Regions from separate parts of the Homo sapiens genome. Here all the other regions are linked to region 1. Evidence: chromatin contacts called from ENCODE Hi-C or POLR2A ChIA-PET data. All regions are on one chromosome and are shown on one strand. Each heading gives the region's core, a stretch centred on a gene start or an enhancer-like site at or near the end of the contact. The rest is flanking DNA. Distances are from core to core; before and after follow the strand shown. Region 1 holds the start of INAFM1 (InaF motif containing 1). Region 2 holds the start of BCL3 (BCL3 transcription coactivator). Region 3 holds the start of ALDH16A1 (aldehyde dehydrogenase 16 family member A1). Region 4 holds the start of RRAS (RAS related).

Region 1 (6,268 bases), core at 3,532-6,031:
GATTACAGGCACGTGCCACCACGCCCAGCTAATTTTTGTATTTTTTGTAGAGGTGGGGCTTCACCATGTTCACCACGCTGGTCTTGAACTCCTGGGCTCAAGCGATCTGTCTGCCTCGGCCTCCCAGAGTGCGGGGATTACAGGCTTGAGCCACCATGCCCGGCCCTGTCCTACTTCTAGTGTCCCCTGTCTGGTTGACCGTCTGTCTCTGATCCGATTCCTGACCCTGACCTCTCCCATCTTCTTGATCCTCTTGTTACCCTGTTCCCCCAGCTGCCCGCTCACCCGTTATCTTTCCCCCAGGTTCAAGGATGGCCCAGTCCCTGCCCATGAACCATCCCACCGCTATGGTGAGTGGGTGCCCTTGGATGAGCTGAGGCTCGGTCTGGGAGTCAGGGGTGGTGTGTGCCACACCTTCCCTTCCCAATGACACCTGGGTTCTGTTGCAGATGACCAGGCCTGGGCCCGGCCCCCGAAGCCCCCTACTTTTGGGGAGTTCCTGTCCCAGCACAAAGCTGAGGCCAGCAGCCGCAGAAGGAGAAAGAGCAGTCGGCCCCAGGCCAAGGCAGCGCCCAGGGCCTACAGGTGGGGCACCCCTTCTGCGGGCTTGCATACCCCCAGGGCTCTCCGCAGGGCGTTCTCTTCTTTGGCTTGCTGTGAAGGTGTGGGTACATCTGTCTGTCCCTGTCTTTGTCTTGGCCCTGTCTATCTCGCAGGTCCGTGGTTTGAGGGGCTTGGGATCTGGCTCTTGGTTTTACCCTCATCTGTCCCCTTTCTGCCGTCACCCATCTCCTCTCCTGCTACCTGCCCCACTTTCGTTCTGTCCTTGACACATGGGGACACACATCCGCCATTCCCTCAGCCCTCCACCATGCCAGATGCTCTGGGCAGCTCCTCCCTAGGGAGGGTGGAGGCAGGAAGCCCCTTCCTCCTGTCTACTCTCCACCCAGGCATCACCCCTCCCTCTGTTCCCTCTAGTGACCATGATGACCGCTGGGAGACAAAAGAAGGGGCAGCATCCCCAGCCCCTGAGACTCCACAGCCTACTTCCCCCGAGACTTCCCCCAAGGAGACACCCATGCAGGTGAGGCTGGGCTGTGGTTCAGGGCACGGGCCTGGGGTGGGGGCTCAGGACCTGTGCCTTGCCCTGACTTGCCTGTGTCCCCAAAGCCACCCGAGATCCCAGCTCCTGCCCACCGGCCTCCTGAAGACGAGGGGGAAGAGAATGAGGGGGAAGAGGATGAAGAATGGGAGGACATAAGTGAGGATGAGGAAGAGGAGGAGATCGAGGTGGAAGAAGGTGATGAGGAGGAACCAGCCCAAGACCACCAAGCCCCAGAGGCTGCCCCCACCGGGATCCCCTGCAGTGAGCAGGCCCACGGAGTCCCCTTCAGTCCGGAGGAGCCCCTGCTGGAGCCCCAGGCCCCTGGCACGCCTTCCAGCCCTTTCTCACCACCCAGCGGCCACCAGCCTGTGTCCGATTGGGGTGAAGAGGTGGAGCTGAATTCTCCCCGGACCACTCACCTGGCTGGCGCCCTCTCCCCGGGTGAGGCCTGGCCTTTTGAGAGTGTATGAAGCTGGCTGCCTGTGTGTGTGTGTGTGTGTGTGTGTGTGTGTGTGTGTGTGTGTGCGCGCGCGCGCGCGCGCGCGCGCGCGCTAGAGGGGTGTGGCTGGTGGGGGACCCTTGGGGCTGGGCCCTGGGACCCAGTGTGCCCCACAGCCCTGTCAGCTGAGGGGGTAGCGCAGCCCATGCTCTTCTGTACTGTCATGCCCGTCTCTGGAATGTCCACTCCCAGAGCCTGCCCCAGCCCTTCGAGCCCCCTCCCCAATAAAGAATTCACATCCTCCAATGACATTCCCCCAGGTGTGTCCTTGAACCCCCTTCAACTCCCCCTGGGCCTTCTCTCTTGGGGTGGGGAGATGTCAGGCGGGAAAGGGGGCTTGACTGGGGCTCCCCTTCCCTAGGAGGTGGCCAGTCAGCCCCTGCCTTCCCGGAGAGTGGGCCCAGCCTCCGAGGAACCCAGGAAGCTGAAGAGGAAGGGTCTGAGGCAACTCCAGGTGGGGGAGTGCATGGGGCATGGGATGGAGGCCGCTGCTTCCTCTTTCTCTGGGGCTGAGGGGCAGAGGGCTTGGGGGGAGTGGGGTGAATGTGTGTAGGTAGCAGTTGGACCATAGAGGTGAGGTGAAAAGGGTGAGCTCGGATAGGGATGGGGGGCTGGAGCCGGGTGGCAGGGGTGGGGCAAAGGGGCAACTTTATGGGCCAAGCCAATAGGAATTTGGTATGGAGGTTGAGGAGGTGGGGTTAAGGAAAGGATTAGAATTTTGGAGTCGAGCTCAGGGGTTTTGGAAAGCACTGGTTTAAGAGTAATGGGGTGTGGATCGGATGCCTTGGCTCATGCCTGTAATCCCAGCTAATTGGGAGGCGGGAGGATCGCTTGAACCTGGGAGGCGGAGGCTGCAGTGAGCCGAGATCGCTCCACTGTACTCCCACCTGGGCGACAGAGCAAGACTCCGTCTCAAAAAAGGTGGTTGGCGTTGGTGTACTAGGGCAGGAGCTATAGGCAGACTACGAAATTTGAACTGGCTCGAAAAGGCCAAAGAGATGGGCAAGGGCAGAAAACTGGATTTAACTGTGGCTGGGATTAGAGTTCCGAGGTGCAACCTAGTGGGGCAAATTAGAATAGACATGCGTACCCGATCAGCATTTTGGGACCGACGAAGTGCGAGCAAGAGGCCAAGCCCCTCTCCACCTACACTCCGTAGGAGTAAGATTTCGAATCTCAGATGGCCTCCCCTTCCCCCAGAGTGGGATTAGGATTTTGGGGGCAGAGCCAAGGAAGGACTGGTTAGAATAGCAGGCGTTGGCGAAGGAAAGGGGAGGGCGGGTCCTCTAGGACTGGCTTGGTGGAGGTTGATGAAGGCCGTGAGATGGGGCGGGGGTGGGAGAGGACAGTTTGCAGCCTTGGGTGGCGCGGGGGCCCAGACCCTCTGTCTTGGGCCACTTGTTGGTCGGGAGCCAGATCTCGCCACACCCGCGTTTCCTCGATTGTAAACGGTTATGTTGGGAGTGTTTGCTGCTGCGTGGGTCCGCTGAGAGGATTAGTCTGGGCCCCGTAAACCGCTTAGCGCCGAGCCTGCTGTGGCAAGGGCTCGAACTGGATGAGAGACGTGGCTAGACGGGGGAGGGGTGCTGGGCCGGGGGGGAGGTGGGAAGACTGCTCCCCTCCGCTGACTCAGCCCCTTCTCTCCTCAGAGGCAGGCCCCGAAGGCCAGGAGACGGCGGAGATCACCGACTTCCAGAGGGTGCGTTTCTGCAAGGTGGTGGCGGCCCCTCCGCTGCCGGGGGCCGCTCGCTGACCGCGCCCGCCGGACCGCGGCCTCCGCGCTCTGCACTAACCTCCCACCGCCTCGCTCCTCTGTCCTCTGCTTCTGCCACACTCCAGCCAGGAGAGGGTTAAATCTAAGGGGGGAGGAGCCAGGGTCTGCGAGCCGGGCGGGGCCAGGGCAGTAGTCGGGTGCAGGCCCCACCAACGGGGGACGTCACGGCACTGGGACGGCTGGGACGCTTCCGCGTTAGTCTCCCATGGAGGCCCTGGGCGGCTCGAGCCAGTCTTCAGGCCGAATCTCCCGCCTCCAGGATTGCATCCGAGGCCTGGCAGCCGGTGACACTTCCGAAGGGCTTGAATTACTCGGGCGCCAGCCCTGTCGTATTAAACGCAGTGCTTCCGCTCACCCTTGAACTGTGTTTCTGGAGGGGGCAGGCTGGGTCGCTGTGCTTGGCGGGCTTTTCTGTGGCGGAAGAGGCGGAAGGAAGGGGTCTTCCTCCACCCTTCTGATCCGTCTTCCCTCCCCCCTCCCGCAGGCCTCCCCGAATTCCTGAAGACGCTGCTGGGAGGGGACTGAAGCTTCCCCGCCTTGATGGGGAGGGGGCGTGAGGAGGGGTTTATCTGGATTTCCAGGCTGTGTTCTTTCTACCCCAGAGCCTAGTCTGGACCCCTTGGCTCTAGGGAGAGGGAAAAGCTGACCGTTGGGGAGGAGCTGGGAGAAGGGGCGCGATTGCGGTGAGGGGCGGAGCTGGAACCTCGGGGCCTGAGGTGCTGAGGATACCTGAAAGCGGGCTGAGAGTGTGCTGGAGGAGGCGGGTCCCGCGGGGGCGGAGCTAGGCTGCCTGGGCGGGGCCGGAATCCTGACAGGCGGAGTTAGAGCGGGGGGCGGGGTCAGCGCGCGCGGGTGGGGCTCTGGCCATGGGCATGGGGCGGGGCCGTCAGCGGGGGCGTGGTCGGGGTGTCGCGCGGGAACCCGCGCGGGAGGAGAGCGGGGATTCCGGAACTAGAGTGTGGGAGCCAGAGGCCGTAGCGGGCAGGGCTCGAGCACTGGAGTAGAGCAGTCCGACAGGTAGAGAAGTGAGACTGGCTGCGGCACAGGGCGGGTTAGGGCTCCAGGCAGGGCTTGAGCGGGACGAGGGGGCGGGCTCCGAGGCGGGCTAGATGCCTGGGCTGGATGAAGTCCGAGTCTGGGAAGAGAACCGTGTTGTGGCGGGAGGAGGCGGTGATTGGGGTGGTGGGGCTAAGCGCGGGGGCGGGGCTGGAGCGAGGGGGGCGGGGTAGCACCTCCGCCTGTCGGTGGTGGGGCGGAGGCTGGAGGGGGTGGGCCTAGGATGCGGAGGCGGCAGCTCGCGTGGGGGCGTGACCATGCTGGCGGGGGCGGGGCCGGAGGCGGGCGGTTTAGAGAGCGGGGCGGTCTGCGGGGTGGGGGCGGGGCCTGGTGGGGGCGGGGCCTGTGCGGTCTGCGGCGCGGAGCCGAGTGGGCTGCGGGGATGCGGGGGACCAGCTGCGTGGGCGGCGGCGCCGAGAGCCCCGGAGGCGCGGGGCTGAGCGAGGGCCCGCGGGGGCGCTGGCTGCGCTTGGCTCCGGTATGCGCCTACTTCCTCTGCGTCTCGCTAGCTGCCGTGCTGCTCGCCGTGTACTACGGTCTCATCTGGGTACCCACGCGGTCTCCCGCGGCACCCGCCGGCCCACAGCCCAGCGCGCCGTCCCCTCCGTGTGCTGCCCGCCCGGGCGTGCCGCCTGTCCCGGCGCCCGCCGCTGCCTCCCTCTCCTGCCTCCTGGGAGTCCCCGGCGGGCCGCGACCCCAGCTCCAGCTGCCGCTGAGCCGCCGCCGCCGCTACAGCGACCCTGACCGCCGTCCGAGCCGCCAGACACCCAGAGAGACGCCAGAGGCCGCGGAGGGGCGAAGACCCGGGTAACTCTCCCTTCCACCCCAACCCGGATCGCCAGCCCTCGAGAGCTCTGTGCTCCACGCCGAGGATGCACCGTCTCTGGATTGGTCCGGCCTTCTTCCTAATGACATCGCTCAGCGTCTCTGGAGCCGTCATCCCGCGGAATGGGGGCCCAGGGGGTGTCAGCTCGGGGCCTTGCCTCTTGCAGCTACTCTGTGGTCAGGCCGGGTCCTCCACCATCAGGAAGATCCCATCCTGAGCTCTGTCTCCTGCCCCTCCTGCTGTGGGATGCTGAGCACAGAGCCCACAGCCCATCTGCCTCTTCACCTCCCTGAATCCGTGTCCATCTGCAATAAACGACAGCCTCGGCTGCCTCGTGCTGTGTCTGTCCTGTTGTCTGCAGAGATGCCTCCCCTCCCAAGTTTGTGTGGGAAAGACCTTCCTGGGGTGTGGCCTTTGTCTGTTTTGTCCCGGGTGGGCTGTTCCCCTTCCTTAAGGAGCTCTTCTTTTCTTGGAGTAGGGAGAAGCAGCTTAGCAGCAGCAGGGCCTTTGAAGGTCAGACAGTGGGAAGGGCTTCCCAGTTTTTTGTGTGCTTGGAGCAAAGGACAAATGTCTCTGGGGAGAAGCAGAGTGTCTGCCCTCGTGTTACAGCACAGGAGACAAGAGGAGGGGTGGGGTGATATAGGACAATAGCTGGGGTTCTGGGAATTGCTGTTGGTGTAATTATCATGTCAGGGACAGAGGCTGAATCACCCAGGGATCTCAGTTGGCTGCCGAGAGGGAACGATGCTGGCCCACTTCCTGGGGTCAGAGAGATGAGAGTGGATGGCGGCGGCGGTGGTGTTGCTTCTCAGCCTGTCTGGAAATCTCAGAGCCAATGACCAAAGCGCTGTGCTGCCTTGGAAGACTGGTGCAGCCTCTGGCCTGGGGCGCTGCTAGGAAACCAAGGCCGGGAAACTGAGGTCTAGCTTCTGGGCAAGGAGTCCGAGGTGGGGAGGCCATGTTCCATCCTGGAAGACTGAGGCCTGGCTCTGGACAGGGCCTGGGATC
Region 2 (5,910 bases), core at 2,842-5,341, 2.5 Mb before region 1:
AAGCTAACGATCAGGAGACAGGACTTGGACCCAGGCCTCAATTCAAAACAAAGTAGGACAAGGAAGCCAGATGCGGTGGCTCACGCCTGTAATCCCAGCACTTTGGGAGACCGAGGAGGGAGGTTCGCTTGAGCCCAGGAGTTCGAGAACACCCTGGGCAACACAGTGAGACCCCCTGAGTCTACAAATTGTTTTTTTTATTAGCCAGTCATTGCGGCACATGCCTGTAGTCCCACCTACTTGGGAGGTTGAGGCAGGAGGATCATTTGAGTCCAGGAGTTCAAGGCTACAGTGAGCTATGATCTCACCACTGCACTTCAGCCTGGGAGACAGAGCCAGATCTTGTCTCAAAAAAAAAGCAGGACAAGACCCAGTAATTGAGCCAGATGGGAACTTAGGCCCTGACCAGCCCTACTCTCTCCTCTTAGAAAGGGAAATTGAGGCCCCTGAGAGCAAGAAAGCTGCCTCAAGCCTACAGACTTCCAGATGGAATTTCGTTTCCCTCTCAGGACTTTGAGCAGGTAAATTCCTGGCCTTTCCTCCCCCAGGATGGGTTGGGGAAAAAGAAACAGCAGCTGGGGAGGAGATCTGAACAGGTACAAAGGGCGGCCTGCATGAGGGGAAAGTGGTTAGACACCAAGCAGAACTTCCTGGCCTCCTCTGGGAAGTTTCTAAGACTCATCCAGGGGCTGCCCCTGCGGGTGGGGGCCCTCCAGAGGCCAAGGCCCAGAGAAAGGAGACCCTAGTCCTTTCCGCCTGGGGTGCAAGGAGCCGGGGGAGGGTGGGGGTGGCCATCCTGGTTCCGCATCCTCCGTTCCCGACATTGGAGGGAGGCTGCTGTGGGAGCTGGGACTTTCCTGAGAGCAGAAGATTCTGGGAAATTAGAGACAGCTGCAGGGCGGGGCTGCCTCCCAGCCTCCCTTCCCTTCCCTCCCCTTGGTCCCTGCTGGCTCCGGAGGCACGCCTCTCCACCCCTCCACCCCACCAGCTCCTCCTCCCCTAGTCCATGCCTTCCACCCTCGGACCCTCAGATCTTTTCCCCTGAGCCTCTTTCTTCTCCCTCAGATCTGGCCTCTACCCTCAGACTCTCTCCAAATCTTCTTTCCTCAGACCCTTCTTTCCCCTCCAACTCTCTCCTCCTCCCTCAGAGCTGCGTCCCCTCACTTAGTGCTTCTCAGACTTCCTCAGACTGTGCCCTCTCCCTCAGATACTCTCCCCTCCCCTCAGACCCTCACCTCCTCACTCAGACCCTCACTTCCTCCTTCAGACCCTCACCTCCTCCCTCAGACCCTTACCTCCTCCTTCAAACCCTCACCTATTCTCTCAAACCCTCACCTCCTTCCTCAGATGCTTATCTCCTCCTTCAGACCCTCACCTCCTCCCTCAGACCCCCACCTCCTCCTTCAGAGCCTCACCTCCTCTCAGACCCTCACCTCCTCCCTCCAAACCTCACCTCCACCTTCAGACCCTTACCTCCTCCTTTAGACCCTCACCTCCTCTCTCAAACCCTCACCTCCTTCCTCACATGCTTATCTCCTCCTTCAGACTCTCACCTCCTCCCTCAGACCCCCACCTCCTTCAGACCCTCGTCTCCTCTCTCAGACCCTCACCTCCTCCCTTAGCCCCTCATCTCCTCCCCCCGAACCTCACCTCCACCTTCAGACCCTCACCTCCTCCTTCAGACCCTCACCTCCTCTCTCAAACCCTCGCCTCCTTCCTCAGACTCTTATCTCCTCCTTCAGACCCTTGTCTCCTCCCTCAGACCTTCACCTCCTCCCTCCAAACCTCGCCTCCACCCTCAGACCCTTATTTCCTCCATCAGACCCTTACCTCCTCCAACAGACCCTGTCCTCCTCCTTCAGATCCTCTCCCCCTCCTCCCACTAAACCATCTACTTCTCTCTCAGACCTATCTTCCTTCTTCAGATCCTCCTCCTTCTGACCCTTTTATCCCTCTTCCAACCTCAGAGAACCATCAGCACCCTCTCTTCCAGCAGCACCGTCTCTCCCAGCCCTTCGAAGCTCCCACCGGACCCATCACATCTTCTCCCCTCTACAGTCCTGCTAGGTTGGAACCACTGCACCAGCTGCCCTGGGATGCCAGGAGTGGGACAGGCTTGGGTGTCCTTCCCACCCTACCTCTGAGGGTCCCCACCCTAAGCCTCGCCCCTCCAAACCTCAGCTTTCCTTTCTGTGCATTGGGATAGTGCTCCACACCCCTCTCCTGTGTCTGAGGGTCCCCAGGGGTGGGGTTGGATGGGCAGGGAACACAGCCCCCAGCCTGTCCAACCGAATTCCTCCCCTCTTCCCTTGCTGTGGCCCCCACAACACCAGCAGGCAGGGGTTGCCATTGGTCCCATTTTCCAGAAGAACAAACTGAGTCTCAAGGCAGGGGATGGCTTGTCTGAGGTCCCACCGGGAGCAAGGGGTGGAGGTGGAATTAACACAGGTCTGTGCTCGGGATGTTTCGCCATGAAGGGGGATAAGGGAGATCCAGAGAGAGGTCGAAAGGAAGGGAAGGGGTGAGGCCTCTCCACACAGCCACTTCTCACATCCTGGGTTAACGATCCACTCGGGTGGGGCCCGAGTCCGGCCAAAGTCCCTTCCCGGGGCCCCAATACCCACTTTCAAGGTCCCAGGGGACACAGAGACAGCAACAGAGATGGGGAGACAGAGACAGAGGGCGGGGCAGGAGACAACCAGAGGGAGGTCAGGCAAGTTTCGAAGACAGAAGGAGACCGGGGGAGAGAACCAGAGAGACGCCGCGTGCCCCCTGGGCAAGTCCGGGGTGCAGCCCCCATGCCCCGCCCCCTGTGTCCCCAAAGCCTCCCTCTCCGCCTCCTGTGACTCAGTGACCCGGACTCAACCCCAGCGGCTGCCCCGCCCCCAGGGAAATCCGGGAAAGCCCCGGACCTTCGGGGCCCCACCCCGGGGCGGGGAGAGGGAGAGGAGGGGAGGAGACGGGGAAGAGTCCCGCCTCCCTCCTCCCTCCCTCCCATCTCCAGCCTGAGTCATGCCCCCAACCCGCCTAGCCTGTTCCCCACCCATCAACCCCTCCTCGAGGTGGGAGGGGAAGTCGGGGGGAAGCCAAACTGCTCCCCGCTCCTGCAGCACCGGCCTCGGTCGCGCTGACTCTGGCCTGGTGTCCGTGTCTCTTGCTATCTCTCTTTCTCTCAAGATCTCTGCGCCTGTCTCCATGTCTCTTTCTCTCTGTGCACCTAGGATTTTCCGAGCACCCACCCCGGTGCCCCGCGGGCCCCGGCTGGGGGCAGGGCCCCCAACGAGTGCAGAGACACAATCAGTGGAGCGCTCCCCACCCTCACCCCACCCCCAGCCCCTTTAGACCCACAGCTGATGAGGCACGTGGAGTGGCAGAGATGGAAGAGGGGAGGGAGAGGAATCGTTCCTGGCCGCCTGCCGAGTGCCAGTCCCTGCCCCGGGTGCGTCTCTTCACTCCCACTAAGGAGGAAACGGCTCAGAGAGGGGAAGTGTTTGGCCAAGGTCACCCAGCGAGTAAGTGGGAACCGAGATTCCAAACCCCGTCCCAGAGATGCCAAGGCCTCCTGAGAGACAGAGAAGCAGACAGCAACTGAGAGGCAGAGAGATGGTGACAGACACAAAGAGACAAAAGAGAGAGACAGAGACGGAACAGAGCACACAGAGACAAACGCGGGGTTGCGGAGAGAAACACCTACTCAGACAGGAGAACCAGAGAGACAGTTACAGACTCAGAGATAGAGATGTTGAGAGATAGGGCCAGAAAGACAAAAACAGAGGCAGAGAGAGCGGCCCTTGGCAGCAGGGGTGGGGACACCCCCCCACCCCCCGACCCCGCCTCCTCTCCCCCCACCCCTCCTTTCCTCTCCCTCCCCCGCCGAGGCCTGGCTGCCCCAGGCGCCGCGGGCCGGGAGGGGGCAAGCGGGGCGCGGCGCGGGCGGGGCGCAGGGCAGGCTGCACCTCAGAGCGGCGGGAGCAGCGGCGGGTCCAGGAAACCCCTGGGGCGTACGGGTGGCCCCGGGGGGGCCGGGGGCGGGGAGGCGGGCGGCCGGCACCGCCCCGGCCGACAAAAGTCCCTTCAGTTCAGCCGGCTGCAGGGGAAGTCCCGGCGCCCGGCGAAACCACCCTCCCGTGCAGCCGAGCCCAGCCGCTCTCCGGCCGCCGTCCCCGGCGGCCCCATGCCCCGATGCCCCGCGGGGGCCATGGACGAGGGGCCCGTGGACCTGCGCACCCGGCCCAAGGCCGCCGGACTCCCGGGCGCCGCGCTGCCGCTCCGCAAGCGCCCGCTGCGCGCGCCCTCCCCGGAGCCCGCCGCTCCCCGCGGCGCTGCGGGCCTTGTCGTCCCCCTGGACCCTCTGCGCGGCGGCTGCGACCTGCCGGCGGTCCCCGGGCCCCCCCACGGCCTGGCCCGGCCGGAGGCGCTTTACTACCCCGGTGAGTGGCCCCCGAGGGTCCGGGCCGGGTGGGATCCACACAGAGCATAGGGTCACCAGAGCCAGGAGGCAGAGCTTGAGGCACAAACCGGTGTCTCTCCAGGGACCTGGGGGACAAGAGGATATAAGCCCAGGTTCCAAGGATATAGATATGAGATCATCGGGGAGCCAGTAAGCTGTGCCTTGGGATCTGGGGATTTGGGGACCCTGGGGGGCAAAGCCCAGGGGCTGAGTGACGTGGGGGGGGGGGGGCCAGGGACAATGCCCAGTGGTACAAATATGGGGGTGTCAGGGAATCAGGGCACAGAGCCTGGTATCCTAGGGGCAAGAAAGTACAAGCTCTTAAGCCAGATGTGTAGCGTTATGAGGAAGCTGAGCTGGGCTGGAGAAACTGGGGTTCCCTGTATCCTGATATTATTAGAATCAAAGGGAGTCAGGGTAACAGAGACTGGGGTTCTAAGGAGACAGATACTGAGGATCTCAGGATGTCACAATCTCAGGAACCAAGATATCTGGAGACATGGGCATTATGAAAACAGAGATGGGGTTCTGAGCACCCCAATATCTGGGATCACAAGGATCCAAGGAAATGAACCAGAGCTCCAGGGACCCAGATACCAGGGGGTCTTGAGGACCCAGGAGAACAGAGACCCGGGTTTCTGGGTACTCAGTTATGTGGGGCCACAAGTGATCAGGGTCCTATTTGAGGTCAAGATCAGGTGGGCAGAAGGGATCAGGGGACTGAGGATCCTAAGATTGGGTAATTCTGAGACTTTGGGTAATTTAGAGGCAGGATGAAAATTTCAGGGGTCTCCAGACAGAAAGCCTCAAGGCCTCAAGGCCTGGTATTGGAGATACGAGGACCTGGAAACTTGGGAGTTCAAGAACAGAGGGCCCACAAGGATCAGCAGATGACGAAGACCACACACTCTTCTCTCCATCCTATCTCCATCCCTGATCTCAAGAAGGGGTGTCCTCTACCACAGCTGTGGCCACGTCACCATCCCCAATTGACCCCCAAAGCTGCAGAGAGCCGTTCTACAGAGCCCCAAAACTTTAGGTAGTTTCTGCACCCTCCACCCCATCAGCGTGACAGCTGGAGAGCCTCAAGCTATGTGCATCAGGAGTTCTGCCACGGCCTCCCAGCTTTCCTATTCCAAGAGTGAGAAAGCAGGCCTCAGTTTTCCCCGTCTGTGTGATGGGTTGGTATGGATTTGCCTGCTGCCATGGTCCCCTCGCCTTTGTTTGTTTTTGTTTTTGTTTTTTGAGACAGAGTTTTGTTTTGCTCTGTCGCCCAGGCTGGAGTGCATTGGCGTGATCTCGGCTCACTGCAACCTCCGCCTCCCAAGTTCAGGGGATTCTTGTGCCTCAGCCTCCCGAGTAGCTGGGATTACAGGCATGCACCACCACACCTGGCTAATTTTTGTATTTTTAGTAGAGACAGGGTTTCACCATGTTGCCCAGACTGGTATTGAACTCCT
Region 3 (6,614 bases), core at 1-2,500, 2.2 Mb after region 1:
TCCTGTATCTATGAAAGCCACACTTCCGGCTGGGCGCTGTGGCTCCTACCGGTAGTCCCAGCACTTTGGAAGGCCAGGGCAAGAGGATCGCTTGAGGCCAGGAGTTCGAAACCAGCTTGGGCAATACAATGAGATAACGTCCCACACCCCATCTCTTAAAAAAAAAAAAAAAGCGCCAGACTTCCACTCTTTCCACAACCAAAACTGGCCCCCTTACTTTGCAGTGAAGGTTGCATTTTCCAAACCTTAATCTCAATGTCCATCCTAAAAGGTACCCTTTTTATCTTTGAATTATCACTTCCTGCCAGCTCTAGATCCTAATACGTCCAGATCTAGACCCGCCAGGTCTAGATCTAGATCTAGACCTCTAGTCAATATAATTAGAAAAGCTGCACTTTGAGGCTGGGAGGCCGAGGTAGGAGGATCGCTTGAGCCCAGGAGTTCGAGACCAGCCTGAGCAACATAGCAAGATCCTGTCTCTACCAAAAAAAAAAAAAAAAAAAAAATTAGCCAGGCTTGATGGCACCTGCCTGTAGTCCCAGCTACTGTGCAGGCTGACGCAGGAGTAATGTTTAAACCTGAAAAGTCGAGGCGACAGTAAGCCGTGATCGGACCACTGCACTCCAGCCCTGGGCGACAGAGGGAGACCCTGTCTCAAGAAAATAAAAGGTAAAACAAAACCTGCACTTCCTGCTACTATAAAACAAGGCACTGGGAAGACGCATCAATAGGACGACCCTTTTTTTTTATTACTATTTTTTTTTTAGACACAGTCTCCCTTTGCCACCCAGGCTGGAGTGCAGTGGCGCGATCTCGGCTCACTGAAACGTACACCTTCTGGGTTCAAGTGATTCTCCCGCCTCAGCCTCTTGAGTAGCTGAGATTACAGGCGCGCACCACCACAGCTCGGCTAATGCTTGTATTTTTAGTAGAGACGGGGTTTCACCAAATTGGTCAGGCTGGTCTCGAACTCCCGACCTTAGGTGATCCGCCCGCCTCGGCCTCCCGAAGTGCTGGGATTACAGCCAAGAGCCATCGTGCCCGGCCACGCCGATCCTCATAAATCCGGAGCCCTCCTAACTATTCGCAAAGTACCCACATCGCCGTCTCCCCTTCCTCCCCGTTTTAAGCAGTGCGCATGCTCCTAAATACGCTTCCCCGTGGGGGACGTAGGCGGGGCCATCGGGTCCTAAGGAAAAAGTGTGGGCGTGGCTGCTCTCTGTATCTTGTAGCCCCACCCCATTCCCATTAGCCCCGCCCCTTTGGGCTGGAACCGGAGGTGTCGCTCTTCGGACCTCAAGGTTCCCCTTAACACAGAGCGCCCCGCAGTCTTCGCGGAAAGCGTTCGGGGTAGGCGATGGCTGCGACGCGTGCAGGGCCCCGCGCCCGCGAGATCTTCACCTCGCTGGAGTACGGACCGGTGCCGGAGAGCCACGCATGCGCACTGGTGAGAGTCTGCCCGGCCGGCGCTGCTCGCTGCGTTCCCCAGGCCTGGGCGCCCGGTTTTTCGCGGGGAGTCCCGTCATCCACTGCGGTAGCTCAGCCGCTCCGCCTCTCTTAGTCCCCGTGATTCCCGCCGCCCAATAGGATCGCGCCCTGTAGGACGCTCCCTTGAGCCTTGGCGGTGGCAGCCTTTTAGTCTGTTCCGGTCTTCCCCACTGGTTCTCTTGCCCCTTGATCCTGAACTCCTCGTAGTGTTTCCGCGGTTTTCCTGAACTCCTCTAGACGCTCTCGTGATTCCTCAGGGTCCCCTCAGAACCTGACGCCACCCACCAGACCCCTTAGGATTCCTGTGAGGCTCCAGTGACCCACAACCCCCATTGTCTTTCCACGACTCTTCAAAACATCCTATGGCTTCCATGGGCCTCCAGAGCACCCCAGACCTCCTGAGGGACTCCCTTCATCCCTTTGATTACCCAGAGACCTTCAGAACTTCCATGGAGCCCCCGTGATCCCATAGGACCCCTCAATACTCGTGGGGTTCATGTGACCTCATCGGAACTCTCAGGAGCCTAGAATACATCAGGACTTCCGGTTTGGGTTGGGTTTTTTTTTTGTTTTTTTTTTTGAGCCAGGGTCTCACTCTGTCGCCCAAACTGAAGTGCACTGGCGCTATCACACCACTGCAGCCTCAACCTCCTGGGCTCAAGCCATCCTCTCACCTCAGCCCCCCAAGTAACTGGGACCAGAGACGCGCGCCACCACTCTCAGCTAATATTTGTACTTTTTCTAGAGACAAGGTTTCAGCATGTTGGCCAGGCTGGTCTCGAACTCCTGGCCTCAAGTGATCCACCCACCTCGACTTCCCAAAGTGCTGGGATTACAGGCGTGAGCTACTGCACCCAGCCACATCAGGACTTCCTGTAATTACTTATGGCCCCTCACAATACCCTCACGGGGCTCCTATGATCTCTCTAGCTCTCAGAATGTCCCATAGGGTTCCCATGATTGTTCAGGAACCCCTGAAGTCCTCGTGAGGGTCCCATGATCCCCTGGGGGTCCTCAGAACCTCCCTAGGACTCCCATGACCCCTCAGAGGCCCCCAGAACCCTCGTGGGGTTCCTGCAAATGAGTAGGGCACCTCAAACTTTCTGTCGTTTCCCCAGGCACTCTCAGAATTCCTTCACGGGGCTCTCATGATCCCCCAGGGTCCCCCAGCACCCAGGCGAAAGGAGCTTAGGCTTCTTTGAGGGGGAGGGCAGGAGGCCAGAGCAATGATCCAAGTGGAAGGAACTGGATCAGAACCCTGGCACAGCCTAGAACTTGGGGAGGCCAAGACGGGCAGATCGCCTGAGCTCAGGAATTCGAGACCAGCCTGGGCAACATAGTGAAACCTCGTCTCTACTAAAATACAAAACATTGGGCCAGGCGTGGTGGCTCAGACTTGTAATCCCAGCACTTTGGGAGTCCTAGGTGGGCGGATCACCTGAGGTCAGGAGTTCGAGACCAGCCTGGCCAACATGGTGAAACCCCATCTCTACTAAAATACAAAAATTACCTGAGCGTGGTGGTGTTTGCCTGTAATCCTAGCTACTTGGGAGGCTGAGGTGGGAGAATTGCTTGAATCCAGGAGGCAGAGGTTGCAGTAAGCTGAGATTGCACCACTGCACTCCAGCCTGGGCAACGGAGCAAGACGCTGTCTCCAAAAAAAATACAAAAATGGCTGGGCGCAGTGGTTCACACCTGTAATCCCAGCGCTTTGGGAGGCCGAGGCGGGCGGATCATGAGGTCAGGAGATCGAGACCAGCCTGGCCAAGATGGTGAAACCCATCTCTACTAAAAATACAAAAAATTAGCTGGGCGTGGTGGCAGGCACCTGTAATCCCAGCTACTTGGGAGGCTGGGGCAGGAGAATCGCTTGAACCCAGGAGGTGGAGATTGCAGTGAGCCGAGACCACGCCACTGCACTCCAGCCTGGGCAACAAGAGCAAAACTCCATCTCAAAAAAAAAAAAAAAAAAAAAAGGAAACAGAAAACAAAAGATTAGCCGAGGATGGCAGCACACACCTGTAGTCCCAGCTACCCGGGAGGCTGAGGTGGGAGGATCACCTGAGCCTGGGAGGTGCAGTGATCATACCACTGAACTCCAGCCTGGGTGACAGAATAAGACCCTGTCCCCCCTGAAAAAAAAAGAAGTTGAGGCCAGGCAAGTGGCTCACACCTGTAATCCCAGCAGTTTGGGAGACCGAGGCAGGAGGATCACTCGCACCTAGGAGTTTGAGACCAGCCTGGGCAACATGGTGAGGCCCTATCTCTATTAATATAAAAATAAAACATAAAAAGTGAAGTTGAGACTTGGACTTGAGTCCTTGCATTTCAGACCCGTGGTCTTGCCTACACCAGCAAAGTTCTCAACCGTACAGTCTCTGGGCCAGACTCAACCAACAAACATGTTTTCTTTGGCGTGAACTTTATTTTTTTTTTATGTGAAATGCTGGACAATTGATTCCATGTAAACATCCGGGAGGTCCTCTTGAAAATAAAATTCCAAAATGTGTCAACATTTGGCTCAACTTCCCTGACAAAAGTCATCTGGGACCAATAGCTCCTGTCTTTTCCATGAATCGTTAAGCTCCTCTTCTCATCCAGGCCCTCTTCTCAGGCCTCCTGGAACCCTCTGGACATTCTTTTGGAATTTTGTTTTTCTTTTGGGGGGAAGCTTTCCAACTTGCACAGAATAATTAGCATTTATTTTGAACTCCTGTTTACCCATCACTGTGCCTCAACCATCATCAACATTTATCCCAGCGCTGTTTCCTTCTGTATTTTCTTTGGAGTAATTTAAACAAATCCTGGATGTCACAGTATTTTCCTATAAATATTTGAATCCTTTCTTCTAACAGATAAGGGCTCATTTTGTTACAAAACTACCATGGTCTGTTACCACACTTAACATTAAGTCATTCTTTTTGTTTTTTGTTTGTTTGTTTGAGACAGGATCTTACTCTGTCGCCCAGGCTAGCATTCAGTAGCGTTCATAGCTCACTGCAGCCTGAAACTCCTGGACCCAAGCAATCCTCCCACCCCAGCCTCCTGACTAGCTGAGACTACAAGTGTGCATCATCATGACTGGCAAATTTTTTACTTTTATTTTTGTAGAGATGGGGTCTTGCTGTGTAGGTCCAGACTAGTCTCAAACTCCTCAGCTCAAGCAATCCTCCCGTCTCAGCGTGGGAAAGTGCAGGGATTACAGATGTGAGCTACCATGCCCGGCCAACAATCATTCTTTAATGTCATCTGATGCCCAGTTCATGTTCAAATATCCCTGACTTTCTCACAGATGTCTCTCTCCCTGTGGGCGTTTGAGTTTGGAACTTCTAAGTAACTTTTTTGCTTTAAAGAGAAAGGAGAAGCCAGGCACAGTGGCTCATGCTTGTAATCCCAGCACTTTGGGAGGCCGAGGCGAGTGGATCACCTGAGGCCAGGAGTTCGAGACCAGCCTGGCCAACATGGTAAAAACCCATCTCTACTAGAAATATATAAATTAGCTGGGCATGGTGGCGGCCGCCTGTAATCCCAGCTACTTGGGAGGCTGAGGTAGGAGAATCACGTGAACCCAGGAGGCGGAGGTTGCAGTGAGCTGAGATCGCACCATTGCACTCCAGCCTGGGAGACAAGAGCAAGACTCCATCTCAAAAAAAAAAAAGAAAGAAGGGCCAGTAAGAGAAAAATCAGGAATATGTGACATCAGAGATGCTAGGGGAGTCTGTAGAAGGAGCAAGTGAGCAGTGTGCTTTGGATTTAGCATCAGGGAAGACGTGACCAGGATGAGAAAGAAATATGGAGGAGAAGTCCGGGCGCAGTGGCTCACGCCTGTAATCTCAGCACTTTGGGAGGCCGAGGCGGGCGGATCACGAGGTCAGGAGATCAAGACCATCCTGGCTAACACAGTGAAACCCCATCTCTACTAAAAATACAAAAAAATTAGCCAGGCGTGGTGGCAGGCGCATGTAGTCCCAGCTACTCGGGAGCCTGAGGCAGGAGAATGGCGTGAATCCAGGAGGCGGACCTTGCAGTGAGCAGAGATCGCGCCACTGCACTCCAGCCTGGGTGACAGAGCAAGACTCTGTCTCAAACAAAAAAAAAAAAAAGAAAGAAAGAAATATGGAGGAGATGTGGTGAGTGAGATGTGGTAAAAAAATTTTTTTTCTTTGAGACAGAGCCTTGCTCTGTTACTCAGGCTGGAGTGCAGTGGCGTGATCTTGGCTTACTACAGCCTCTACCTCCTGGGCTCAAGTGATCCTCCCACCTCAGACTCCCAGGTAGCTGGGACTACAGGCACTCACCACCACACCCGGCTAACTTTTTGTATTTTTTGTAGAGATGAGCTTTCACCATGTTGCCCAGGCTGGTCTTGAATGCCTAGGCTCAGACCACCTCGGCCTCCCAAAGTGGACTCCAAATAGGTGCCACTGTTGTGGCACCAGCCCAAGGACTCAGTTGAGACCCTAATTGAATGAATTAAAGATGTTGACACATCCATAATCCCAGCACTTTGGGAGGCCAAGGCGTGCAGATCACTTGAGGTCAGGAGTTCAAGACCAGCCTGACCAACATGGTGAAACCCCGTCTCTACTAAAAATACAAAAACAAAACTAGCCGCATGTGGTGGCGGGCGCCTGTAGTCCCAGCTACTCAGGAGATTGAGGCGGGAGAATAGCGTGAACCCAGGAGGCGGAGCTTGCAGTGAGCTGAGATCATGCCACTGCACTCCAGCCTGGGTGACAGAGCAAGACTCAGTCTCAAAAAAAAAAAATGAAAAAATGTTCTAGAACTAGAGTGGTGATGGTTACACAACACTGTAAATGCACAGAATGCCACTAAACTGCTGAACTATACACTTTGAAATGCTCTATTTTACCACAAACTTTTTTTTTAAAGCAATAGGAGGAAAAGAATTAGCTGATGGGGCAGAGGGAGACAGACGTCCCCTCCTAGAGGATTCTGGGTAGGGGTTGAACTGCCCCAGCTCCTCCCGAACCCCTTTCCAAACTGTCTCTACCTCCCCCAGGCCTGGCTGGACACCCAGGACCGGTGCTTGGGCCACTATGTGAATGGGAAGTGGTTAAAGCCTGAACACAGAAATTCAGTGCCTTGCCAGGATCCCATCACAG
Region 4 (6,666 bases), core at 1,025-3,524, 2.4 Mb after region 1:
GCTGTGTGACACTGAACAAATCACTTCCCCTCTCTGAGCCTCAGTTTCCTCATTTGAAAAAGGAGGCTAAGAACAGCACTACACTCCATCCAGCACTGGCAAGATTCGGAGCAAAACCCCATTAAATATTGAATGTATCAGTTATCGGAGGCGTTGTTGTCCAGACTGCCTGTTTATATCTCTCCCTCCTCTTCTGCTTCCTCCCTCTCTTCCTCCTCCCCCGTCTCCTCCTCCCCCGTCTCCTTCTCCTGCTCAGGCGGCCTCCAGCGTCTCCTCCCAGGGGAAGGTCCCGGTTCCAATCCGGCTGCGGAGAGGCTGCCCCACCCTCGGGCCCCAGCCCCTCCCTTCCTGCCTGGGTCCTGCCCGCTGCCAGCCAAGCCTTTGGCCAGCTCTGGGACTGCCTCTGGGTGCAAGGGGCCCAGGGCTGGGGCCTTTCTCTACACAAGCAGGGCTTCCTCCCAGGCCCTTGAAGGGGTCTCTTGGTGGGGGTGAGGGGGGTGTCCTGGGGCCCCGGGGCCTCTGCGGTAGCATGTCAGGCCAAGACACTTTTCTAGGATTTCTTTGAAGCTGGGAGGACCTCCCTCAGGAATGGGGAGGAGGTTTCCTGGGCTGGGGTGGAATTTCAGGAAAGGGGGTGATGTGGAGGCTAGGGGTCTGAAGGCTGCATCTGTCGGTTAGAGGGGTGCTTGGTGAGGGGCTTGTCCTGGAGGGAGGCTGTAAGGATCAAGCCCTGGGAGGGATTGTGGCTCTGGGGGTAGTTAGGGGCGTGACCTCAGAGCACAGCGTGAGAAGCTCAGGGCTGAGAACTGGGAGCCAGCCCGGAGGTGGCTCAGGGGTTTTGGGAGGTTATAGTATATACAGTCTTAGAAACATTGAGTTCATTTATGGGGTCAGAGAAACTCCCAAGGAATAGATCTTTCTGGGGGTGCCAAGAATCTGGGGGCTTCTTCCATGGAGATGATTTGAGAGCTATTCAGGGTTTCTGAGAGGGGCTCAGGGAGTTGCAGCGGAGAAAGCATGGGATGGAGGAGGGGCTGGTTTTCCTTGGGGGTGGGGTGGGAGAGTGGAGGTTTGGGCCTCCGGGAATGGGGGATTGTCAGGACTTGGGGTCTTGGAGATTTCTGGAATGGCCAAGGGGCAGGATGTCTTTTTAAATCTCGGGTCGGAGAGCAGGACTCTCTTAGGACTGGGTAGTCCCAGAAGAGTCTCAGGGCCAGGGTCTGGGTAGAATTTCTAGATTCTGGGGGCAGTCATGGAAGGGGCTAAGAATCAAACGTGGGGCCGGGCACGGTGGCTCATGCCTGTAATCCCAGCACTTTGGGAGTCCAAGGCAGGCCGATCACGAGGTCAGGAGTTCGAGACCAGTCCAATATGGTGAAACCCCGTCTCTACTAAAAAATACAAAAATTAGCCAGGCATGGTGGCACTCGCCTGTAGTCTCAGCTACTTGGGAGGCTGAGGCAGGAGAATTGCTTGAATCCAGGAGGCAGAGGTTGCAGTGAGCCAACATCGCACCACTGCACTCCACCGCACTCCAGCCTGGGTGACAGAGTGAGTGAGACTCTGTCTCAAAAAAAAAAAAAAAGAAAAAAAAGAATCGAACGTGGTGGAATCTCAAAGGTGCTGGGCACTGGCATTCTCCCAGGAAGGCTCTCAATGGCTTAGAGGGGAAGTTGGGGACTGGGATTTGGGGGAGATAGGGCTCAGGGTGGTGGAAGGTGGCACCAAGGGCGTGGTGGGGGTCCTGGGAGTGCTTAGGGTCCGAATGGGGTGAGTATTTTGTATTTAGCATGCTCCCAGGAGGTGCTCAAAGCCAGGTCAGCAGGTAAGCGGGGTCTTAGGCACTGGGAGAGGGAATAGTGGGTCTCGGGATGCGAGTGCAGAAGGAAGGGTCCCCCGTGCAGGGGATGGAGGCTCTCCAAGAGTTTAGGTTACAATCTGTGGGGATCTTTTAAGATTAGAGGGCCTTATAGGAGGGTCTCAGTGATGGGTCAAGGGGGAAAAGGGGTCTCGGGGATCCCCCCAAGGGCTCAGTTCTGGGTCCCGGGGGACACCCTCCCGGGTGAGGGCCCACTACCTGGATGAACTGGATGGTCAGCGCGCTCTTGCCCACGCCGCCGCCGCCCACGACCACCAGCTTGTGTGTCTCGCTGGGCGGGGGGTCCCCGGGCCCAGGTCCCCCGCCCCGGGGCCGCCCCCGCCCTGTCCCGGACGCCGCCCCGCTGCTCATGTCGCCACCGCTGCTGCTGCCTTCGCTACCGCCTGCGGGGGAGCCGGGCGGGACCCGGGGGGGCGGGCTACGCTAATGAGGCTACTGCATAATCATGAGCTCTGGCAAGGAGGGCTCGCGTCTCCGGACACTTAAGGAGGGGGACGGGCCAAAGAAAGGGAGGAGCTATGTTAATAAGGGAAAGGGAACGGCGTTCGCTGCGAAGGGGAATTCCGAATGAGGCGGGGCTATGCTAATGAGAGACCTGTGCTTTGCCCTGAGCGGCGCCACGCGCTCTCAGCGGGAGGGCGGTCTGTGGGCGTGGCTATGCTAATAAGAATTTATTCTTTCAGCAGACGGGGCGGAAAGTTCCTCAGGGGAGGGGCTATGCAAATAAGGACCCCTGTGACACTGCTGCTTGGGGCATCGTCTCCGAGGCCTTAGTATGGTAGGCGGAGCTCGTCGACTCGCGCGCGCGGCCGTATATAGGGCGCTCCGAGGAAGCAGCAGGTTTTGAGGAGTAGCTCCACCTCCCTCCTGGGATCCTAGCCAAGCTTTCGACCCCGGCGTCTGGGTTAGAAGCTAGAGTCTCCGCCCGCTAAGGGACCCAGGCTTCCGGTTCCCGCTGTCCCAGCCAAGCGGAAGACAGACTGGGAGGAGAGTGGGGCCCTAGAGGGGGACAGCAGGGTAACGGGGCAGGGAGGGGCCGTGAGATCACTGCATTCCTAATCCATGAGCCAGCTCGCCCAAGTAGGGATGCCTGGGTCATGAAGAGCCTGGGGCCAGGATTTCTGGGTCTTGAAGGAGAAGGAAGCAGAGGGCCCAGACTCCTGGGTCCTTAGGAGAAAATGGGGCTGGAGATGTGGACTCCTGGGTCCTGGGGAGGAGGGTGTCAGGGAGGAAGGTAGACAGGTTCCTTCGTACTAGGTTCGGTAAAGGAGGGAGCCGGGGGCCTGGACTCTTAGGTCCAGGAATTGGAGAGGCTGGGGACCCAGGATTCTGGATCCGAGCGAGGGCACTGGCTTGGGGGGACCCGAATTCGTATGTGAGAGCTTGAGACCAGGACTAGTCTGGGAGACCGACTCTTGGATCCGAGGAAGGAAGAATCAGACTCCTGAGTCGGAGGGAGGAGGGAAATAGGAGTCTGGACACTGCTCTGAGTGAGAGGATTCGGAATTCAGACTTCTCTGTACTGAACGAGGCGGCTATGGGGTCGGGCTTCTAGGTTCTAAGTTTATTTTTATTTGTTTATTTTTGAGACGGAGTTTCCGTCTTGTAGCCCATGCTGGAGTGCAATGGCGCGATCTTGGCCCACTGCAACCTCCGCTTCCCGGGTTCAAGCGATTCTCCTACCTCAGCCTCCCGAGTAGCTGGGATTACAGGCGTTAGCCACCACGCCAGGCTAATTTTTGTATTTTTAGTAGAGACTGGGTTTCACCATGTTGGTCAGGCTGGTCTTGAACTCCTGATATCAGATGATCCGCCTGCTTCGGCCTCCCAAAGTGCTGGGATTACAGACGTGAGCCACCGCGCCTGGCCTATTTTTATTTTTTTAGAGGCGGGGTCTCCCTATATTGCCTAGGCTGGCTTCTAACTTCTAGGCTCAAGCCATCCTTCCGCCTCAGTCTCCCGAGTGGGACTACGGTGTGCGCCACTGCATCCCGTCTGGTTCTAAATTTAGGGGGGCCTAGAGGATCTGGATTCTGAGAGCCCCAGAATGTGGGCAGCACAACATCCAGCAAGTCGTGCTCACTCCGCCGGACTACAATTCCCTTGCGTCTGTTCTGCCTGGCGCCTCTTACGTCACCTCCTGTTCCGCCACCCTTTCCGCGCGCGCGCAGGGCACTGTGGGGCGTCATCGCGGGCTACCGCGGCCCCGCCCACTTCACCTCTCACCCCATTAGCTGTCCCCGCGCGACAGAGGCGGTGCGCGGACTACGCCTCCCGGCGTGCATCGCGCGGACCCCGCCCCATGTGTCCCATTGGCTTCTGGGAAACCGAGTGCGGTTGCCTTCCCGCCGGCCTTCACGTCGCCGTGCTCGGTACTTGAAATCCCGGCAAGCTCGGCGGCGCTTTAGCTCCGCCTCTCTCCTCCTTTGCTCACGAACCCCGCCCCAGCCCGCCCCGCCCCGCGCCGGGGCCGGAGCCGCAGCCCGAGCGGCGGGGTAAGATGGCGGCGGCAGTCCGGGCCGCGGGGCTCGGGCCTATTGGGGTGGGCGGGGCGGAGTTGGGTCGCTAGTTGTCCCGGGGTCCTCCCCACAAGCCACGGGTCCTAGAGGGCTTCTCGGGGCGGTCTCGGGCCCGGCAGCTGCGGCGAAACCTGGCGCCGAGAGGGGGGCCTTCTCAGGGCCCCGGGACGCATCCGTGGGTTCCTGGGGGCGTCTATGGGGCGTCTCCGAGAGGACTTGGGGCGTCTCTGGGCCTAGACCGAGCCTAAGGCCTGCCCTCCATCACACAGCTGGCCTGGATCGTGTCTGTAGACACTGTAGATTGTCTTTTTGGGCTGACCGGAGGCTAGGGTCTGGTTAGAGGGTTCTGGGGCCATCTTGAGATCTTGAGATATGTCCCAGGGGTGAAGGAGGGTCTGCAAGACCTGAAGAGTATCTTCAGAGCCATCTAGAGGCCTGGGGTATGTCTTTTAGGGCTGGAAAGTGTCTGCATGGGCTGGCCTGAGGATGCAACTGGTCTGCATAAGTCTGGGGCCATTTATCAGGCCTAGAAGGAGTGTTCAAGGGCTAAGAAGTCATTTAGGGCCCCCTAGGGGGTTGGGTTATGCCCACCAGGGAAGGGCGCCAAATATTGAGATGTACTGAGGGTCTGGGGTCTCCAAGGTATGGGTAGTGTCTAATAATGGGTGACAGGAGGCTGGGGGCAGTTAGAAGGACCTGGAACCATCTAGATGGCTTTAATGTGACTGCAGGAATGCAGTTTTGATGCCTGGAGCAAATTCGAATGCCTTTGGGGTCAGAGCAGCTTGTGGCGAATAATAATACGGAAAGAGAATGAGGAAATTTTGCCCAGCTTAGATATACTTGCCCTTCAGACAGTAATTCAAATGAAAAATGTTTTAAGATTCTGCATTACCCTGGGGGTTATTGAGAGAGTTAGAATTAATCTACATTAGTCTGGAAGAGTCTGGAGGGTCATCTAGACCCACTATTACAGTGCTTTTCAAGGGGAAACCTGGGCCATGTTGACCGTGATCTGCATTAAGATACATTTTTTCATTGAGACCTGGTACAGACAGTCATAATGTATTTAACATTATATAACATAATGTATTAACATTAACTCACCTTCCACGAATTGACATTTCCACTTACTACTTGTGCTGTGCTGTGAAGAACTATTTTGTTCTATTTACTTTTTAAAACAAGCTATTTGTGAAGCACTAAACTGGTATATGACCCTGTTGTTGGGGAAACCACTGATCCAGATAGGACCTAGCAGTATCTGCAGAGCATTCTTCTGTTCAGAAGATCTCAGTAGCTGAGGGTGTGTCTGCGAAGCCTGGTGCTTTCTAAATGAGCAAGCAAGCATCTTTGTATACTGCAGAGGGTTTGGGGATCCCTCAGCCTGTAGTCAGCAGATGTTGATTAAGCTTCTGATATGTGACAGTCACTGTTGTAGGTAGCATGTGCTTCCCCGGGAGGTGCTGGAGAGCAGTTCCAGGGCCAGGAACTGGGGCTGAGCTTATTGAGTATTGGTGAAAGAGGCTGGGATGTAATAGACTATCAGGGTTGGGTGTGTCTTAGGAAGTTAGGAATTAGGTGGAGCTGGGAGGCTGAATATGGAGGCTTGGCATGGTTTGAAAATCTATATGGGATCTAGAACAGGACCAGGGCCTTGTCTTTGCAGGCATGCTGTGGGGGAAGCGAGGAGACAGATGTAGGGGAAACCTGGGCGTTAAGGGCTAATAGTGTCATTCCTCTTCATCCGTATTGAGCACTTGAGGTGCTCTAAATGTGTGGCAGAAGTCAGGCTTTGAGTATTCACAGCCATTCTCTGAGATAGATGCTCCTATTTCGTGCATTTACAATTAAGCATACTGAGTTGTGGGTTAGGGATTTTGAAGCTTTCTAGGAATTTTGAGATTGGATATTGTCTTATGAGTAGCAGATTTGACAGTCATGGGGAAGCTTACAGCTGAAATATTCATATTTTTCTGAAGCCCTAATCAAGACATCCACCTGTTTGATGGATGATCTTTCAACTGCCTGACTGGGGAATCATATCAAAGAATTTCCATGACATTGCAAAGGCTTTGTGCAGATGGCGATAGGTAAATGCCTCCTGTGAAGTTTTCCTTCGGCATGTCTTTCTGAAGTTTAGCGTTTTCATTTTAAAAATGGCATACTGGTTTTGCAGATCACTCAATGAAGTTTCCAACTTAGGTGTATAAATACAATTTGGGGGTGGTCCTCACCATCGAGGACAGTTGATGCTCTAGGAAGCCG

The links. Hi-C counts contacts between places; a loop is a spot of excess contacts on that map. ChIA-PET counts read pairs that join two places held with the same protein, here RNA polymerase II (POLR2A). Pooled maps may share reads with other maps.
Region 2: a pooled map shows a loop between it and region 1 (7-fold over the local background). The contact joins the promoter of BCL3 here to the promoter of INAFM1 in region 1. A Hi-C loop is called at or near these places in 4 of 50 pooled maps. POLR2A ChIA-PET finds 5 or more read pairs at or near these places in 2 of 52 experiments (Caco-2 and RWPE1).
Region 3: a pooled map shows a loop between it and region 1 (13-fold over the local background). The contact joins the promoter of ALDH16A1 here to the promoter of INAFM1 in region 1. A Hi-C loop is called at or near these places in 3 of 50 pooled maps. POLR2A ChIA-PET finds 5 or more read pairs at or near these places in 2 of 52 experiments (WTC11 and activated B cell).
Region 4: a loop to region 1 is called in a pooled map, with 14 times the contacts of the local background. The contact joins the promoter of RRAS here to the promoter of INAFM1 in region 1. A Hi-C loop is called at or near these places in 1 of 37 single-sample maps with no recorded cell type and 4 of 50 pooled maps. POLR2A ChIA-PET finds 5 or more read pairs at or near these places in 1 of 52 experiments (Caco-2).

Annotation. Positions count from the first base shown.
Region 1 is chr19:47,270,104-47,276,371 of GRCh38, forward strand. It overlaps INAFM1 (InaF motif containing 1), which reads left to right and starts at 4,782. Exons shown (of 1, transcript NM_178511.6): 1 at 4,782-5,620. The coding sequence starts at 4,817. The coding sequence ends at 5,245. It overlaps CCDC9 (coiled-coil domain containing 9), which reads left to right. Exons shown (of 12, transcript NM_015603.3): 9 at 304-350; 10 at 450-585; 11 at 979-1,084; 12 at 1,171-1,850. The coding sequence ends at 1,575. RefSeq lists silencers at 3,164-3,473, 4,084-4,343, 4,704-5,153.
Region 2 is chr19:44,744,617-44,750,526 of GRCh38, forward strand. It overlaps BCL3 (BCL3 transcription coactivator), which reads left to right and starts at 4,092. Exons shown (of 9, transcript NM_005178.5): 1 at 4,092-4,430. The coding sequence starts at 4,175. RefSeq lists silencers at 2,661-3,140, 3,201-3,330, 3,741-4,330.
Region 3 is chr19:49,451,975-49,458,588 of GRCh38, forward strand. ALDH16A1 (aldehyde dehydrogenase 16 family member A1) reads left to right here and starts at 1,251. Exons shown (of 17, transcript NM_153329.4): 1 at 1,251-1,447; 2 at 6,512-6,614. The coding sequence starts at 1,358. RefSeq lists enhancers at 1-146, 1-50, 61-110, 1,844-2,803.
Region 4 is chr19:49,637,869-49,644,534 of GRCh38, forward strand. It overlaps RRAS (RAS related), which reads right to left and starts at 2,275. Exons shown (of 6, transcript NM_006270.5): 1 at 2,078-2,275. The coding sequence starts at 2,230. SCAF1 (SR-related CTD associated factor 1) reads left to right here and starts at 4,341. Exons shown (of 11, transcript NM_021228.3): 1 at 4,341-4,374. RefSeq lists silencers at 2,012-2,401, 4,262-4,551 and enhancers at 2,122-2,791, 2,792-3,461, 3,462-4,131, 3,672-3,771, 3,882-4,231.